Linked DNA regions of Homo sapiens: region 2 is linked to region 1. The links are chromatin loops, found by intact Hi-C in ENCODE. Cell type or tissue: Calu3. All regions are shown on one strand. Links, peaks and the distances in the headings refer to the core of each region. The heading gives the core; the rest is flanking DNA.

Region 1 (9,172 bases), core at 278-8,277:
ATCTGTCTCCTAGGCTCCCTCCACCAGAGTGACTAACTGCTTGTGGGCCCTCATGGTCCTTTAACTGAGGACAGCAGCCAGAGTCTCTGATTTCTACCTATAGCTTCCTCTGGAGACAGAGAACCATGATACAGGTCATAGGATCTGGCTTCTCCCTGTGACTGAAGGAGCTAGGAGTTCACTGCCTCTGGGAGAAATGCTAACACAGAGGGAGATGTCAGATGAACTCTCAGTCTTAGAACAGGACATTGGAGGTAACAATACAACATTTTTGGATAAGCCTGTCTGGATATGTCCCCATGTGATGAAGTGACCAGCTGTGTTTGTGAAATAATGGCCAGATTTGTAATCATCATCTTACATCAGTACTTAAGCCTTGCCTAAGGCTCTATTTGCTAGGGAACCTGTGCTGAAACGATAATCTTGAAAGTAATTAACAGAAAATGAAACAATGTGGTAGTATCACAGGAGACAGTGAATAATGAACCCAGAAATAAATCTACATAAAGCAACATAATAGAGGCACAAATTAGTCAAAAAAATGGATGATTTTATAAATGATGTTGAAAAATCTCTCTTTATAAAGATGAAAAAGGCAGGTGCCCTGTATCAGAGAATATTTTAAATGACCTCCAAACAAACTTGAGGCCTAAGTGTGAAATGGAAAATAGAATAAAATACAACCATGATACGGACAAGAACTTAAACAAGACCTTCAACTCAAGATTTGGCCACAAAGTAATATATTAATGTATTAAAGACAACACTGACAAACAGATTCAAATATATTTGTAATGTGTAAGACCAAGAAAAAAATTGTACCTAGGATGTATACAAAACCCTACCACATCAACAAGAAAAAGATAAGACACCCAGAAGACAGTGGACAAAAAACATTAAAGCATATTGAAATGTTAGTAAGTGCTTTACTCCACTTAGACTGCTAAAACAAAATATCTCAGACTGCATAGTTTATAAAAAGAATTTATTGCTCATAATTCGAGAGGCTGGGAAGTCCAAGATCAAGGCTTCAGACCCTGTGTTTGATGAGGACCCATTCCTGATAGATAGCACCTTCTTGTTGCATCATCACTTGGCAGAAGGGGCAAACAAGCTCCCTCAGGCCTCTTTTCTAAGTGTACTAATCTCATTCATAAAGGCAGAGCCGTCATGATCTAATCACCTCCCAAAGGTGCCACCTCTCAATACTATCACCTTGGTGGTTAGGTTTCAACAGGAATTTTAGGGGAAACACAGACGTTCAGACCATAGCAATAAGTAACACAAACATGAACAAACATACAAAGCTGCATCCTCACTAGCAATGTAGTTCAATTAAAACACAAATCAATATACAGCCATCAAATTGACAAAAGCTAGAAAATTAAAGATCATTAAAAGCTACAGAAGATGTGGCTGAAACTATAACCACTGCTAACCTTATATAACTATATTTATTAGTCTTATAGAAACTCACAGAAACTTACAGAACTAGAATCACTTCTAAACTGCCATACATATGAACTGAAAACAGATAAAAGTAATTTATGCTTTTAGGCTAATGGTTGAGAATGAAATTTCTGGGGATAGCAAAGAGTATACTCAAAGAAGATCCCAGCCAAGTCACCAGATCATTTTTTCTACAGCTCTTCATAATTTTTCCAAAATGGAACCAAAGAAAATGACATGACTATATGAACCTACCTAGTAGAATAATTGAGAGAATTAAAAAAAAAAAGGCAAGAGGGAGAAAAATAAAAAAAAAAAAACATGGGAAATATGACAAATAGGAAGACGCATGACCGTGAAGAGATAAACACTTTCCAAGTCCATCACCAAGATTGTCAATTTACTTCCTCTGATGAAATACCATAAACATATAGATCATGTTTTCATTAATAACTGCGATGTGCCACTTTGGTACTGTGGTTTGCAACTGACTTGTGTAAGAAACAATGGTTTGCAAATACTTTCACTAAAGTAACAAGTCAGCTCTTTCTGACTCAAAGCTTCATCTTTAAATCCCTACTCATTTCTCTTTATAAATCATTTTTCTTCATATGTTCTTTCACTCACCCTCCTGAGGATCTTTTCATTCCTTGCCCCTTTCCTCAAATCTCCATTTGTCAAAATTTAAAAAAAAAACTTATGCCTTCTTATCTCTTTCTACTATACCCCTTGCTCCCTGTGCCCACTGTGCCCCCTATCCTAAAACTCAATGTGACATGAGGTTTCCCCTGAGGCTCTTCCTTATCTGCAAATCCAATCCAGGCACAACCGAACAACTAAGCAAAAACAGCCAGGGAGGAAGGCAGGAAAGGAGAAGAAATGGGGAACTACACTGTAAAAACTGAAATAAAACTTCTGAGAGTTGTAATGCTTGGTGAATATAAAGAAAAGACACTTCATAAAATTTCATCTTTTTGACTTGTTCCTGTTAACTCAGTATTTAAAACCCAAACTTGTTGACAGTACGAGATACAAGTCTTATTTATTCTAGCATGTGGGGTACATTGGTGAATATAAAGAAAAGACACTTCATAAAATTTCATCTTTTTGACTTGTTCCTGTTAACTCAGTATTTAAAGCCCAAACTTGTTGACAGTACGAGATACAAGTCTTATTTATTCTAGCATGTGGGGTACAGGCAGGCTATGAATTATGAATGGGAATTCCTGTCATATTTCTTTAATTTTATAGCTATTATATTCAGCTACCCACAGATAAGCGACGGGAATCTTTAAAAATGCGGGGAGGGGTTGTTTCAATTAAGTTAAACAGGCACTTAAAAAATACACCTTCTCAATCTCCATTATAAGATTAACACTTAAATATTACATGTCTCCATCGTCAAGTCTAAGAAATCAAAGCAAAAGGTACATAATTAACACCCCAGAGACTGATTCTGTCACTGGCTGAATCCTGCTGTATCTTTCATGAATTTTCATTCAAACCTAATTGACAAATTACCTTCTAAAATTCTCTATGTACAAAAACCTTGTGTTAGAATCAAGGCCAGGTCTCTGAACAATAAAATTCAGAATACCATCTGTGAGCATAACACCAATTTTCACAGGAAATGAATTTTAAAAAGCTTCTTTGTATAATAATTTATTATTTTTCCTCAAATTGCACAGAAAAGAATTTCACATTTGAAGATTCAATAAGAATCCACTGGACCAATCCGTGGGCTTTTCTTCATGTTCCTGAAGATCGCATAGTTTCCACTCTTGAAATTTGTATTATTCTTTTGTTATTTTCTTTAGAAATATTTTCCTTTAGCAAACTCCTAATGTGTCAGTAAAAATTCTCAAGGATGAAATAGTTTTCGTCTCCAATCTTAATAAAATAAAACTGAACAAATACCTAGTTACATGGAAAAGCCCAAGATTCTTTGAAAACAAACACATACGAATTTATGTATCTTAAGTAAAATACAATAGATTTTGACTTTTAAATTATCAATCCAGACATTGGCACTAGTAGCATTTTGGTTTTCACAAGTGCCATCAACCTTTCTGATTTTGTGTGTGCACTTACACTTACAAACAGGCATATATAGATTTTATATAGTTGTTATTACAACTTTATATATTAGTTTCTCAGTAACACTCTAACATCAACAATTTCATGATCAAATTCTGCAAAAATAATTTTTAGTGACCCTTTAAAGCTTCTATTAATAAATGTCACAATTTTATTGATCTCTAGAAATAAAGGTTCAGTAAAAATGACCACACTTATAAAAATGCTGCAAATCACCAACCTTACACACGGATCTTTGCCCATACTTCCAATAATTTTTCAGATGAATTTCTTAGAGATTTAAGGGGATTTCATTAATGTGTATGTACTTAATATATGCACATATATAACTCACATCAAATCTGTTTATATAACTGGCATTAGTGTTAACATATAAAATATGTGTCTACATATATGTATACACATGAAATTCATCCAGCAATATTTAAGAACCTAATCCATGCCATAAACTCTTCTAGGTGCTAGAAATGAGACTGAACAAGACAAAGTCCCTGTGTAGCAGGAAGAGCCACAGACAAAACCTCTCAGACACCAAGTTGTAGAAGGAAGGGCTTTATTCAGCTGGGAGCATCGGCAAGCTACTGCCTTAAAATCTGAGCTCCCCGAGTGCACAATTTCTGTTCATTTTAAGGGCTCCCAACACTAAAGATTTCACATGAAAGGGTCGTGACTGATTTGAGCAAGCAGGGGGTACATGACAGGGGCTGCATGCACTGGTGGTCAGAGAGAAACAGAACAGGGCAGGGAGTTTCACAATGTTCTTCTATACAATGTCTGGAATCTATGAATAACATTGGTTTCTAAGTTATGAGTTGATTTTTAACTACTGGGTTTAAGCCAGGCAGGCCCAGGCCTGGTTTCGGGCCTGGCACCAGGCTGCCTGTCTTTGGTTTTACTTCCTTGTTGTTTTTTCTTAAAACAGGTACTGAGTATAAAACAGTATAAAATAATATGAGACGGTCTTTCTCTTCCTTCACCTGCCCTCACAGAACTGAGGTTTTAATAGGAAAGATACACACCAAAAAAGATATATCAGGTAGTGATATCTAATAAGCAAAACTAAAGCAGAACAAAATAAGTATGATCTTTTTTTTGCCCCCAAGATGGCAGATAGCAGGCAGTATTAGCGTGACTAGCTCACTTGGAAGGACAGAATAGGGGGTAGAGATTCACATTGTGATTTTTTTTTCCCCCAAGAACCACAATAGGAACTTAACAGGAAAAATACAAAAGAATCCACAGACCCTTTGAAAGAAGTGGCAGGCTGCAGCCTACTCTGTGAAGACAGATGAAAAACTCTAAATGTCCAGAATGTGAGAGGGGGAAAGTCTGCCTCCAATCATACATCCCCACTGGGGAATCTGAAAATCCAAACCACAGCAGAAGCTCTTAACCCTACCCAGAGCTGGACTGGATTTAGGGAGTGGTGTGAAATATAAAAGTGGAAGCAACAGCAGGAAGTCCCTTGCAGGCACTCCCAGTCTCCAGCACTAGCCAAGGGAAGCCATTCCTGACTATATTTCAGAGAAGCCCTCAGGGAAGTTAGCCAATGAACTCAGGGAGGGGTTGCAGGGTGAAAGAAGCTCACAACTGAATTCTGTGATATAATCTCAAGTGGGGATAAACTCCCTTGAACAGAACCCAAGGGTAAGCTGGAAGTGTGCCACAGATAGGAGTGCAGGATCTGGGTGCCCAGCCTTGTGGGGAGATGGGGAGGGACATGGCCTGAAAGCCATAGTTGCTATTTCTGCAGGGAAATAAGCCAATGTACAACCAAGGAATCTCAGAGTCTGTGTCAGTCCCCTGCCACCTCCATCAGAGCTGAACCCACTGCTGGGAGACTTGAATACATCATTGGATCCCTTGCAGACATTCCCCAGCACCAGTCCAGAGTCTGGTAGCCCCACTGGGTGGCTAGACCCAGAAGAGCAATATCACTGCAGTCTAGCACTCAGGAAGTCCCATTCCTAGGGAAAGGGAGAGGGCACTACATCAAGGAAACACCCTGTGGGACAAGAGAATCTAAACAACAGGCCTCGAGTCCCAGATCTTTCCGCTGGTGGGAAGTTTCTTACAGCAGAGACATAATTGCAGTGCTGTGCAGTAGGGAAAGTCTGCACCTCTACACCAACAGGCAGGCAGCCTCTGTAATCATGAAGGGTTTTGGAGAAGGGGTCCTTGTCCTCTGCCCTCCCCCACCTGCCACCCCATACACCACACTGCAGACACAGCTGAGGCTTCTCCCACAGGAATGCAGTGTGAGTGCACCTACCAACAGCCTTCCTGGAACAATTCAGGGTGATTGCACTCCCACAGAAGGGGCACTCCTGGATTCAGGCTTGCATGAGAGGCAGAGTCACAATTCCTCCCTACTTGGAACATCAACATTCCTACAGATGAAAAGAGCTGCCTGTTTGATATGAATAGCCAGAACACTGGAACAGGAGTGAGGCTATGAGGTAGATCGCTTTCCTGCTGGCCTGGCAGGGGAGCTGAGGTAGCTCCCACCCTTCATCTAATAAATCTTCAGCATGTCTAATTGAGAGCTCCCCCAGCCACCTTTATCAAGGCTAGGACCTCTGCCCACCATTGAGTATTACATCTACTCACTTGCCTTAGCTACAACTGGTACCTACCAAAGGATACCTCCCTATTGACCTGAAGCCTGAATCAACTCAGTAAATAAAATACTGGAGAAAAATTAAACTGTATACCACAACAGAATGAGATAAGCTTCAAGAGATTCCTGCCATTCAAACCCCATAGGAGACATTCAACTTGCCCACACACCAAGTACCCAACTCCTACAATCAGCATCTGGGAAAGCCAGTGCACAAAGATCCTCTATAACTCAGGAACTCATGCAGCATCTTCTCCCCTAAAAGCACCAAAAATCAAATTAGGCTGTAATAAACATTAAAGTCAGATCCTTGAAAGGGGAAAAAAATAAATTAAAAAAAAACCCACAGTCCAATCAAAAAATAAATTCAAGAACAATTTGAAGAAATAGTCTACCCAAATAAGAAAGAATCAGAAAAGTAATTCTGGCAGTATGACAAAACAGGGTTCTATAACAACCTATAAAAGAACACACTAGATCCCAAGCAATGGATACAAACCAAGATGAAATCTCTGAAATGCCAGATATAAGAATTCAGAAAGTTGATTATTAAGCTATTCAAGGAGATACCAGAGAAAGGTGAAAAACAACTTAAAGACTTTTTTTAAATCTATGATATAAATGAAAAAAATTCCAGAGAAATAGATATCATAATGAAAAAACAATCAGAACTTCTGAAAAGGAAAGACACACCTAGGGAAATACAAAATGCAGTGGAAAGTTTCAACAACAGACTAGAAGACGCAGAAGAAAGAATTTCAGAGCTTGAAGACAAAGCTTTTGAATTAACCCAATCAGACGAAGTAAAAAAAAAATTTTAAAAAAAGAACAAAGTCTCCAAGAAATATTGGATTACCAACCTAAGAATAATTGGTGTGCCTGAGGGAGAAATGAAGTCTAAGAGTTTGGAAAACTTATTTGAGGAAATAATTGAGGAAAACTTCCTAACCTTGCTAGAGATCTAGACATCCAAATACAAGCAGCTCAAAAAACTCCTGGGAAATTCATTGCAAAAAGACCATCACCAAGGCACATAGTCATCAGGCTATCTAACGTCAAGACAAATGAAAGAAATGTTAAGAGCTATGAGAGAAAAGCATCAGGTAACCTACAAAGGAAAACCTATTAGACTAACAGCAGATTTCTCAGCAGAAACCTTACATGCCAGAGGGATTGGGGTCCTATCTTTAGCCTCCTGAAACAAATAATTGTCAGCCAAGAATTTTCTATTCAGCCAAACTAAGCTTCATAAATGAAGGAGAGATAAAATCTTTTTCACACAAACAAATGCTGAGAAAATTTGCCACTACCAAACCAGCACTACAAGAAATGCTAAAATGAGTTCTAAATCTTGAAACAAAAGCTTGATATATCACAATCGAACCTCCTCCACATAAACCTCACAGGGTCTATAAAACAATAACATAATGAAAAAAAGGACCTAGGTAAGAGCTAACATGATAAATAGAACAGTACCTCACATCTCAATAGTAACATTGAATGTAAATGGCCTATATGCTGTATTAAAAGACACAGAATGGCAGAATGGATAAAGCCAACCAAGTATCTGCTGTCTTCAGGAGACTTACCTAACACATAAGGACTCTCACATAAACTTAAGGTAAAGAGGTGGAAAAATACATTGCAAGCAAACCAAATGGAAACCAAAAGTGGGCAGGAGTAGTGATCCTTATACCAGAAAAAGGGATACATGATAGATGCTGCTACTTTAAGATTATAAGATTATCAGGTAAGACTTCTTTGAGGAGGTGATGTTTGCTACAGACCTCAATAGAGAGTGGAAATAAGCCAAGTGTGGTGGCTCATGCCTGTAATCCCAACACTTTGGGAGGCCAACGCAGACGGTTCACCTGAGGTCAGAAGTTTGAGACCAGCCTGGCCAACATGGTGAAACCCCATCTTTACTAAAAATACAAAAAATTAGCCCGGCATGGTGGCGGGCACCTGTAATCCCAGCTATTTGGGAGGCTGAGGCAGGAGAATCGCTTGAACCCAGGAGGCAGATGTTGCAGTGAGCCAAGACTGTACCATTGCAGTCTAGCCTGGGCAACAAGAGCGAAACTCCATCTCAGAAAAAAAAAAGAATAGAAATAAGCAGTTTAAGATCTGGAAAGAGTGACCTAGGCAGAGGAAGAGCAAGCATGTGGACCATTTTTAATACATTTATATGCACAGCCTTTTATGATCATTCGTTTGAACAAATATATACTTGGTGTTAGTAATATACCAGGCAGATTGCTAAGAAGAAGACAGATACCATCCCTGCCTTCACAGGGCTCACAGCCTAGCAGAGGAGTTTGACATTTCACAAATGACTTCAAGTAATTATTCAATTGTAAGTCTGATGCTGGGGAGAGATGAAAAACAGGCACTAAAAGAACACAGAACGGGTCAGCCTAACCTGGTGTGGCCAGACAGAAAAGAATTCCTTGAATAAATGATAATTACAGGATAACTAAATAATAAGCAGCAAGGTAGAAAGTAAGGTTCTAGATAGTGGGAATCTTGTATTTGAAGAATTAGAGTAAGCATGGCTAGAGCATATATAAGGGGGCAAATGAGATAAGCCAGAAGAAACAGGGAGAAGAAGCAATCCAGCCAGTCAGCATATAGAATGGCAGTTAGACATCTGTGACCTTCCAGCACCATTTGAAGAGGAAGAGTTATCTATAACCTAAAACTGCACACCTTTTATTTTGCCACATTCAACAGTGACCATGGATCAGCTTGCAGTGAGTTTCTTCTAACTGACTAACTTCATATGACACCTTGGTTACAATTGCCAGATATCTGCTTGTGATGGTTAATATTAGGTATTAACTTGATTAGATTAAAGGATGCCTAAATAGCTGGTATTGTCTCTGGATGTGTCTGTGAGGGTGTTGCCAGAGGGGAGTGACATTTGAGTCGGTGGACTGGGAGAGGAAAACCCACCTTCAATGTGGGTGGGACAATTCAATTGGTTGCCAGCACAGCTAGAACGAA
Region 2 (9,172 bases), core at 630-8,629, 49 kb before region 1:
ACTTTCACTTTCTCAGTTCTCTGCCTCTCCCCAGAGGATGACTAGAGTGGTATGGAGTTGAGTGGGAAAGGATGGAGTTGGGTAAGGACAATAGTTTAGGCCTTTATAAGACAATTTTTGAGGGTGGGCCTCCTCGTTAAGAGCAGAATGCTCTAGCATTTTTCAGAATGGTTGTTTCCCTTCCTCCATAGGAAGCACAATAAGATTTTTCTCCAGTACCCATTTTAAGAACCTGGTCAAGCTCCTGGAAGTAAAACTCATAAGACTGTGGGGGCTCCCCTTTGACTGGGTCCTCCTGAAGCTAACTCACACTTGTCTATACTGAGTCTCTAGCAATTCTTCAATTATAATGTAGGTTTTCCTACCCTGTCACTATTTCCCAAGGAGATTTCTGCTCTGGTAAATTGTGATTTTCTGTAGTCACCTGTCTGTCTCTCCAGTTTTGAGGACAGCAATTTGCCCTGTGTCCTCACCCCTCTGAAAGATATGAAAAGTTTATTTTTCAATTGTTCAATATTTTACTTGTTAGGAAGGAGTAACAACTCCTAAGCTCCCTACATGCCATGCAGGAAACCAGAAGTCCCCCATGCACTCTTTTTCAGGAAACTATAGTAGGACATGGTAATCTATAAAATTGAGAGAGATAAAATGAGAAAATGACACAGGATACAGATATTCTATACAGAAGAGGAACAAAGGGAGTTGCTAGGACAGTGGTGAAGAAAAACCTCAAGATGATAGCTGTGCAGGTGGCAGAATAAGAAGCCAGGTAGGAGGGGTTAAGAATGAACAAAATCTCTCTGGAAGGTCTCAGAAAAAATGAGTTATCTCTGGGAGACAGAAGAGGACAGGGCTGGCATGAAGACTTTATTTTTGTACCCTTTGCCATGTACACACTATTCTTTTATTACTTCTTGCCCAAAAAAGTTATATTGTCATGTTATGTAATGTTTAAATTATATGTCTTATGTAGTAAAACATGTTATATTCCTGAAAAACATGCTTATGAGTTATGGTTTTGTTCCTGAACATATATATGGTTTTGTTCCTGAACATATAGATTTAATCAGTCTCATGTTCTGGTGGTATTTAAGTTACAGATCATTTAAAATTTAAACAACTGGCCAGATGTGGTGTTTCATGCCTGTAATCTCAGTACTTTGAGAGGCCAAGGTGGGACCATCGCTTGAGGCCAGGAGTTCAAGACCAGCCTGGGCAACAAAGCGATTCTCTACAAAAAAGGTAAAATATTAGTCATGTGTTGGGGTGCGTTCCTGTAGTCCAAGCTACTCAGAAGGCTGAGCCAGGAGAATCACTTGAGCCCGGGAGTTCGAGGCTGCAGTGAACCACAATCACACCTCTGCATTCCAACCTGGGCAATGCAGAGTGAGACACCATCTCTAATAGAAAAATATTAAGTTATTTAAAAATCTAAACACCCGATTGTAAAAATAATACCTATGTATTATTGCTATATTATAAAATTTTAGATCTGGCTACCATCGTGATAAACACAGGGTATTCGTTTTCTTACATGCCAATCAGCTTAGTTTTTTCTAATAGTAATTTAAAGCAATGTATAAACTGTACATTACAACTCATAATATGTCCTTGAATAGGATTTGCTTCATAAAAGTGTACATGCATTCTCATGAATATGAGGCACCATTACCAATTGATTAAGAGCATGGACACAGAAGTCAAATAGACTTGGGTTCCAACCATGGTGTTGCCATGTAACAAGTTGTCAGACTCTGGACAAGCTATTCAATCTGCCTCTCAGCTTCTTCCACATTGGGGAATGGAAGATAAAAGTTATTATAAAAAAACAAACATAACAGCACATCTGATGTACCTGGTATAGTGTCTAGCTTATGACAAGTTCTTGATAAAATCTAAATAATCATTGGTTATAAATGTAAATTGTTAACCCTAAAAATTGAGGTTTAAATGTTACCAGATGCTAATCAGTAACATCTGATGGTTGTGTAGAGGCATTCTACTTTCTCTGCAGGGAGATTGAGGGTTGCTCTGACAATATGCATCATCTTCTCCTTCTGCTTTTTCTTATATCTAATGTCCATTTAGAAAAAGGGTAGATTCATTCATGTTGTTAAAAATAGTGGGATTTATTTCTTTTGTGGCTAAGTAACATTCCAGTGGGTGCACATGTGATCACATTCTATCTATTCATCAATGGACACAGGGTTTTTTCCATATCTCGACTACTGTGAACAATGCATCAATGATGTTTCAATGAATATGGGAGTGAGGTGCTTATTTCATTTCCTTGGGACACATCCAGAAGTGAAATTGCTAAATTATATGTGAGTTCTATTTTCAATTGTTTGAGGAACCTCTGCATTGCTTGCTTTAATGGCTATACCAATTTATATCCCCACCAACAGAGTATCAAAGTTCTCTTTTGTCCATACCCTCACCAACATTTGTTATTTCTCTAGTCTTTTTGATAATAATCATTCTAACAATTGTGAGATGACCCTTGTCTTCACTTGAACAACTGGTTTATGTAATCAACCTGGAAACTTGGCTTTACTTCTCTCATGGCTCCTCTGGAATTTTCATTGTCAACACAGTCTCTAACTGGAAGCTCCATCCGTCATCTCTCTTACTTTCTCCTAACCTAGCCCTTTTACCTCACTGAGGCATCCAACCCCGTGAAACCTCCAATTGCTCTTGGTTAGAAAACCTATTTTCTTAGACTACTCTTATCAACAAGGAGACTATGGTTAATGGCATGAATAATTTTATTAGTAGCACCCCAACTCTCTTGTCCATCCATTAGATCTTCTTTACAAACCCTAATCTCAAAATCACGTAATCTGTTTTACTATCTTAACTTTTAGCTTATGCTTTTATCAGTCACACATGCACATGGTTTAAAGACCCAAATATCTCTACAAGGTCAGTTATGAAAAAAAGTCCAACCCACTCCCTTCACTCCACTTTGTCCTCCCTGTAGGCAATCATTGTTCATATTTAACTATTCTTATATTTTTCTCCATATGTAACAATTTTTGCTGAGTAACAAATATGTACAAAAAAACCTCAGTGGCATGTAGCAATAAATTTTCACTTCTCACTCACACAGTTGTATCATGGCTGAGGTAACTCTGCTCCAAGCTACAGGGCTGTGAGAGCTCTGCTCCTTGGGTTTACTCTGCAGCTCAGACTGGAGGGGCAGCAACCAACCAGACCATGCCTTCCTTAAGGCAATAAAAGTAGCAAAAGAGGGCAAGTCCAACAGCACAAGCACACATTTGGCCCTCCACCTATATCAATCACATCTGGTAAAAATCTCACTTCCAAAGCAAGTCAGGCAAGCAAATCAAGGAGAAGGGAAACAAACTTAATTCACCAGGAGGCCACTGCAAGGGCACAAAAGTAGAATACTATTGCTGAGGACTGAAGAATTGAGACTAATAATTTACCTTTCATTCTGTATCTCTAAATTACATTCTTGTGATGCTGTCTCTCGACTTTTCCATCTTGGCTATCATCCACAGAAGACTTTTGTCCTTCTTCCCAACTTCATCTCAATATACCCTAACACTTCCCATTCCCCACCCTTTCAATATCATAATTTTGGTTAAATCAGTATTGAGTGTTTAAATCAGTGGCTATGTAAACACAACTCATAGCTGAGTCATATATTATTAAAATTTGTTTCCTATACAACTCTGTTGCCCTGGAATTATAGCTTATCTTTTGTTTTATGTGGTTTTCTGTATGCTTATGACTCATTCAATGCCAAACACTTAGCTATTCATTTAAATCTACTCTCAAGATGTTCAGACACAAGGTATTGCACCAATTTTATATTCCTGAAAAGGTCACCCTTGAAGTCCTCTGATCTTTTCCAACAGACTTGTTGTCTTCTCTGCCAGTCATTCAGCCATCATCCTAGGAACTCCCTACATCACCGTCTTGGAAAGAGTCTTCATCTCTCTCCCAACATGGATCCCCTAGCTTCTGTATCCCGTGCAGTCTGCTTCCTTGATCGACTCATTTTGCAACTCTGATTTTGGAGGGTTAGAACAAATTCTCCAATAGCTTTCTGTAGAGTGATTGGGTTAAGGTGTTTATGGGTACCTCTGAGGTTAGTATTTTTAGGTCTTTCTTCCTACACTGGACAGACTGCCCAAAGAAAATTCTTCTAGTCTCCAGTCTGGAAAAAAAAGCCAAGCCACGAAGATAGCAGCTGGCTGAGTGGGAGAAGCAGCCATGGGCTTTCCTATTCGGCAGTCAGTAGGCATATGGTTGTTAGTCACTGTTTCTGGCAACACACTCAGTCCTTCTACAGCATCCTATGTTCTCCCGGTATAGACAGAGAACTTCATCACCACCTGCCTCTGCTAGGGTGGTCATAGATTAGGAAAGGAGATTTAGAGATCAGACTGCTTAAACAGTTTTCAGCCAACCCTCCTTATTTTGTCCCCCTTCATTCCGTTCCAGAGGTACCTGGTGCTGCTAGGTCCTGGACTTTGAGAATTCTACAGCAAACAGTTTTAATTCCTAGCTTGCCCCAACTATTTGCTTGTAATTTGGCCTTCTCCAAGCTGCATCTGTTAGTACTAATTCACTTGTTTTCCAGCTATTCTTCATTTGTCATTGTCACCTCTCCTATTCTTTTGAGGATTTGTCATTTTTAATCCCTTTCTAGTAGCTTTAATGAGGTTTGAGTTATGAGCAAAATTAGGTAACTGCTCAGTTTGCTATCTCTACCCAGAAACAAGAGAGAAACAAGATAATGTGCATTCTAATTAGATAAATATTCCAAATTGTCTTCCATAAAAGTGGTTTCAATTTATGTTTGCATAAACAATGTATGAGAATATGGCAGGGTTATTAACATGAGGTAAATGAATATGACTCAGAGGGACTGGAAAACTTCTGAAAAAATAATGTATATATAATGCAATTATTTTTCTGAGAAGGGATTCTACAACTTTCAGAGGTTTTATAACAAAAAAAAGTTAGAAACCGTTGTTTTATGGTAACCACATAATGGTCCACGGCTACAGATAATCTGATTACCTATCCTTCCAGCCTTAACATCATTCACAGTATTATTTCTGCTAGGCAGCCTGGGAAGTTTGCCCAACCAAGAACAATATATACATTAGAGTAAAACTAAATCAAAGGTATGCATGCACAGGTTTCTCACTCTGCAGTTATAGCCCCATGCTCACAATGTTTCAAGTAGAAACAAAATAGACAATCTTACAACTAGGTAAACAATGAACACCTGCATCCGATTTATCACCTAAAACTCAAACTTAAGCATTTTGCATATATTTACATTGTTTGAATTATGCAATGTATTTTGGGATTTCATGAGAGACAGTTATCCAAGCAGCTTTGTTCTCATATCAGTCATTTTATGAGTAAATAAACAATTTCAGACTAAGTCCATATGAGGCTGATAATATAGCTACAACCATCACTCTTCCAGAAACAGTATGAATGATCTGGCTAAGGATAAGATTTCTTCTTTGAGTAAAATTATTTAAATGGGCAGAGACAATTATATTCACGAGAAGTTTTCAAATGCCTATCAGTGGGGAAAAAAATAAGCTTATCAGTTTATTCAAATTTTTCTAGCCCCACCTAACCAAAAATCCATTACAAACTTAGAGGCAACACCACCCATATCTATCAAACACTGCCTAGATAATTCTTTTTCAGAGTCCAAATAATTGGGGGAAAGAAGTAATACAGGAAACAATGTTATCAGTAACCCTATAACTGTCTTTTTAGACATTTCTACTGACCTTCATATCAAACTATTAAAAGCTAAGAATCTCCCTAAAATGCTTTACCCTATCATAACTTATTTGATAAACTCATCAAAAGTGAGACAACAAAAGAAGAAATTAAAATATTTCCCTAACACACGAATTATTAACCTTATATGACAACACTGAGTAGATATATCACATGTGACATATCTAACCCCAATGTAAATAACTTAGGGAAAAAAAATCAAAACTATCACCATTCAACCCCAAAGGAAAGGTGTGGTTTATATTCATACAAGGAGAACCATTACAATGCTGTTGGCCATAATCTCACTAACAGGTTATGAGAATCTGAAATAAGTCCAAGAAATATAGGGAAGGGAGGGCCCAGATCCAGAAATTGTTTTATTAGCAACAGGACTGGTGACATCATTACTCAAGTTGGATGATGTAGCAGAAAGAGTAGGTCTGTTGGTTAGTTGGAGGAACCAATTGGATTTAAGTTACCCATAGGACAACCACTAAAAGTATTCATAGGCAGTTAAAAATATATGCCCAGTATGTATTGGAGAAACATGAAAAAGAATAACTGGAAAACTGAGGAACGTCTATCCTTTTCCGAAGAAAATATTTATGGAAAATTTGCCAGGCAATATACTAAGTCCTGAGAAAGATGGTGAGGCTTAGGAAAAACCATACAAGCAAATGAAATAAAAGGCACTGTAAAAGAAAAAACAAAGTACTGCTGGCCAACAGAAGAAACTAAAAGAGACAAGAACATTCTACTCTGGAGCCAGAAAGATCCTAGCCCTGATGACACCTCAATTTTGGACTTTTAGCCTCCAAAATGCGAGATAATACATTCCTGATTTTAAGTCACTCAATTTTGAAATCTTTTTACAATAGCCCTAGGAAACTAATATATTACCCCTCAAAAATGAACACAAAATACCAAATCTAATATACGTAATATTGGCTTTGGAAGCTGGCACCAGGAGGCAAAGAAATAAAAGCGGAAGGGAAACCGTTGTTATGTAGTGGCACAACTTTGGAAGGGCCTGTGATGACTTAGAAGATAATTTAATCAATTTACTAACTTGGGCAAGATAGCTTTCAGAAAGAAGCCTGAAAGCATGAACTGGCATCTTTAAGGTGAATATGTTAAGGTACCACACAAATGAGAAGGCCTAAGAACTGGCCAGTTTGTAAACAAATTTGAAAGGAATTTGAGCCCAGAATATGACAGCCTAGAAAAACAGAACTCTAATCTCCCATTTTCGCCAAAAACAATTCTCAAAATAAGAAAATCCTGAGGGTGTAGATGAAATCCAGGGCTCTGGAGGCCAATTCCAGGAAGCAGAGAACTGGGACTTAACTAAGGAATAATCACTATTTTTAGGGTAAGGAAACCTGACAACATTTGTTGAGCAGGATTTCAAAATTTCTACAGACCAGTGATTGGTATTTGCTTCCTATTCTTACCCCATTTGAGGGAGAGTATTCAATGTGATTATTCCATATAAGTTCCACAACCGTATATTGGGTATATAGTGAACAGTGTATCAGTCCGTTCTCATGCTGCTATGAAGAAATACCCGAGACTTGGGAATTTATAAGGAAAAGACGTTTAATTGACTCACAGTTCCACATCACTGGGGAGGCCTCAGGAAACTTACAATTATGGCAGAAGGTACCCCTTCACAGAGTGGCAGGAGAGAGAATGAGAGCAAGCTGGGGAAATGCCAGATGCTCATAAAACCATCATATCTCATGAGACTCACTCACTATCATGAGAACAGCATGGGGGAACCGACCCTATGATCTAATTACTTCCACCTGGTACCGGCCTTGATACATGGAGATTATGGAGATTACAACTCAAGATGAGATTTTTGGGTGGGGACATAGCCAAACCATACGAAATAGAAAACTTCATTTTTAATTCACAAGTCTCCAGATAAAGAGATGCTGAGCATGATGGTGTGACTAGATGAGAATTTAAGGGGTCCTGGGATATTATGCAGCATATTTAATGTCAAAGGGATATGACCTAACTCTATACACTTGCCCTTATCTATAACCTTTGCCAGGTAACTTTACATTTTTCCCTACTAAGGGGTAAAATAAATTTCCCCACCCCTTGATTTTAGGTTTGGTCATATGATTGTCAATAGAATGAGGAAGAAGTGACAGTATACCAGTTGCAAATCTAGGCTCTAAGAGGCCTTGTATGTTTCTATTCTTGTACCTCTGCTATCTCCATGAGAAGAACATGGTTGGATAATCTGCTGGTCAAAGAAGGATGAAAACAAACTAAAGCAGAGCCATCCTGCCAAGTCCGTTTATTGCCAAGTCCACTCCAAATCAGAGAACCTCAGCTAATCCACAGAGGCATGAACATAATTTGTCAGTAAGCCACTATCTTTTTGTATATTTTATTACATACCTTTTGTGTAACAAGAGCAAACTGATATAATTGCTTAAGAAGATGTTTAAGATTAGCCAAAAATGAGAAAGCATAATGAACAATCCATAGTAAATTAATGCAATCAACAAAAGTAAAAAACTACAGATACAGGAAATAGAAATCAATCTCAAACATTGTGCAAAAAAAAGCACATCACACAAATATATTACCAGTGTTATTCTATTCATAAACACATTCGAAACTAAGCAGCTTTGAAAGCACCTACATACGTGGTAAAACTGTAGAGAAAAGCAAAGAAATTAACAGAAAATTAAGGACAGCAAATAGGAAGGAAGGCAACACAATCAGTAACACGGATGCAAATAGGAGGAAGCAGAGAAGATGTCCATGCACTGGCGACGTTCTATCTTGTGAGATGGATCATGACCACAAAATGAAACACCTCTTATTTGTCTTTAAATCAGTTGACCAAATGGATAGGATACATGCTGAAGAATGTGTTATTGCACACATACACACAAAAGCCTTCCTGACAGGGAATGGACTAAGGCCTTCATGTCCCTCCCTCACTGGCTGAGAGCTAAGATGTGGTCCCCTAGTCAAGATGAACTCCATATTACAGACAGCTGCAGACTGGTGAGCCACTGTTTAAAGGTAATAGGTCAGGATGGTCTGACGACACTAGAAAACAAACCTCCTCAGCATCAAGAAGTTGAGATCATTTCATTTGTTTTCAACAACTACAAAAAATGGGTAACCACACAGCCTAATGAACCAGTTTGCTGTTTCTCTAAACATTCTGTCGATTCTAACATGGGCCAGCAGAGAATGTAATTGGCAAACACCAACTCCTCTGGCCCATCACACCTGACTTTGGGCACTGGCCTTTGATGCAGTTAGACCTCAGCAACAACACACTGTATTCAAGGGCCACTACTTTGGCCCTTGCCACCTTGAAGGCACCTCTAGTACAGATGGAGGG

What was found. A loop is a pair of places that touch in the nucleus more often than their neighbours do. Peaks named below come from ENCODE experiments on the same cell type or tissue, not always from the same donor. Only the 100,000 strongest peaks of a DNase experiment are listed, where the experiment ranks them.
Region 2: it touches region 1 in a loop (7-fold over the local background); 2 of 110 quality-filtered maps call a loop at or near these places.

What each region holds. Positions count from the first base shown.
Region 1 is chr7:16,365,040-16,374,211 of GRCh38, forward strand. The region is part of intron 3 of CRPPA (CDP-L-ribitol pyrophosphorylase A); the gene reads right to left. Among named protein-coding and RNA genes, the nearest start is that of CRPPA, 52 kb to the right of the region's middle. In Calu3, for the core only: no CTCF peak of the experiment used is centred there; DNase peaks (open chromatin) are centred at 4,402 and 4,968.
Region 2 is chr7:16,315,458-16,324,629 of GRCh38, forward strand. All of the region lies in intron 3 of CRPPA (CDP-L-ribitol pyrophosphorylase A), which reads right to left. Among named protein-coding and RNA genes, the nearest start is that of CRPPA, 100 kb to the right of the region's middle. In Calu3, for the core only: no CTCF peak of the experiment used is centred there; DNase peaks (open chromatin) are centred at 3,934 and 4,234.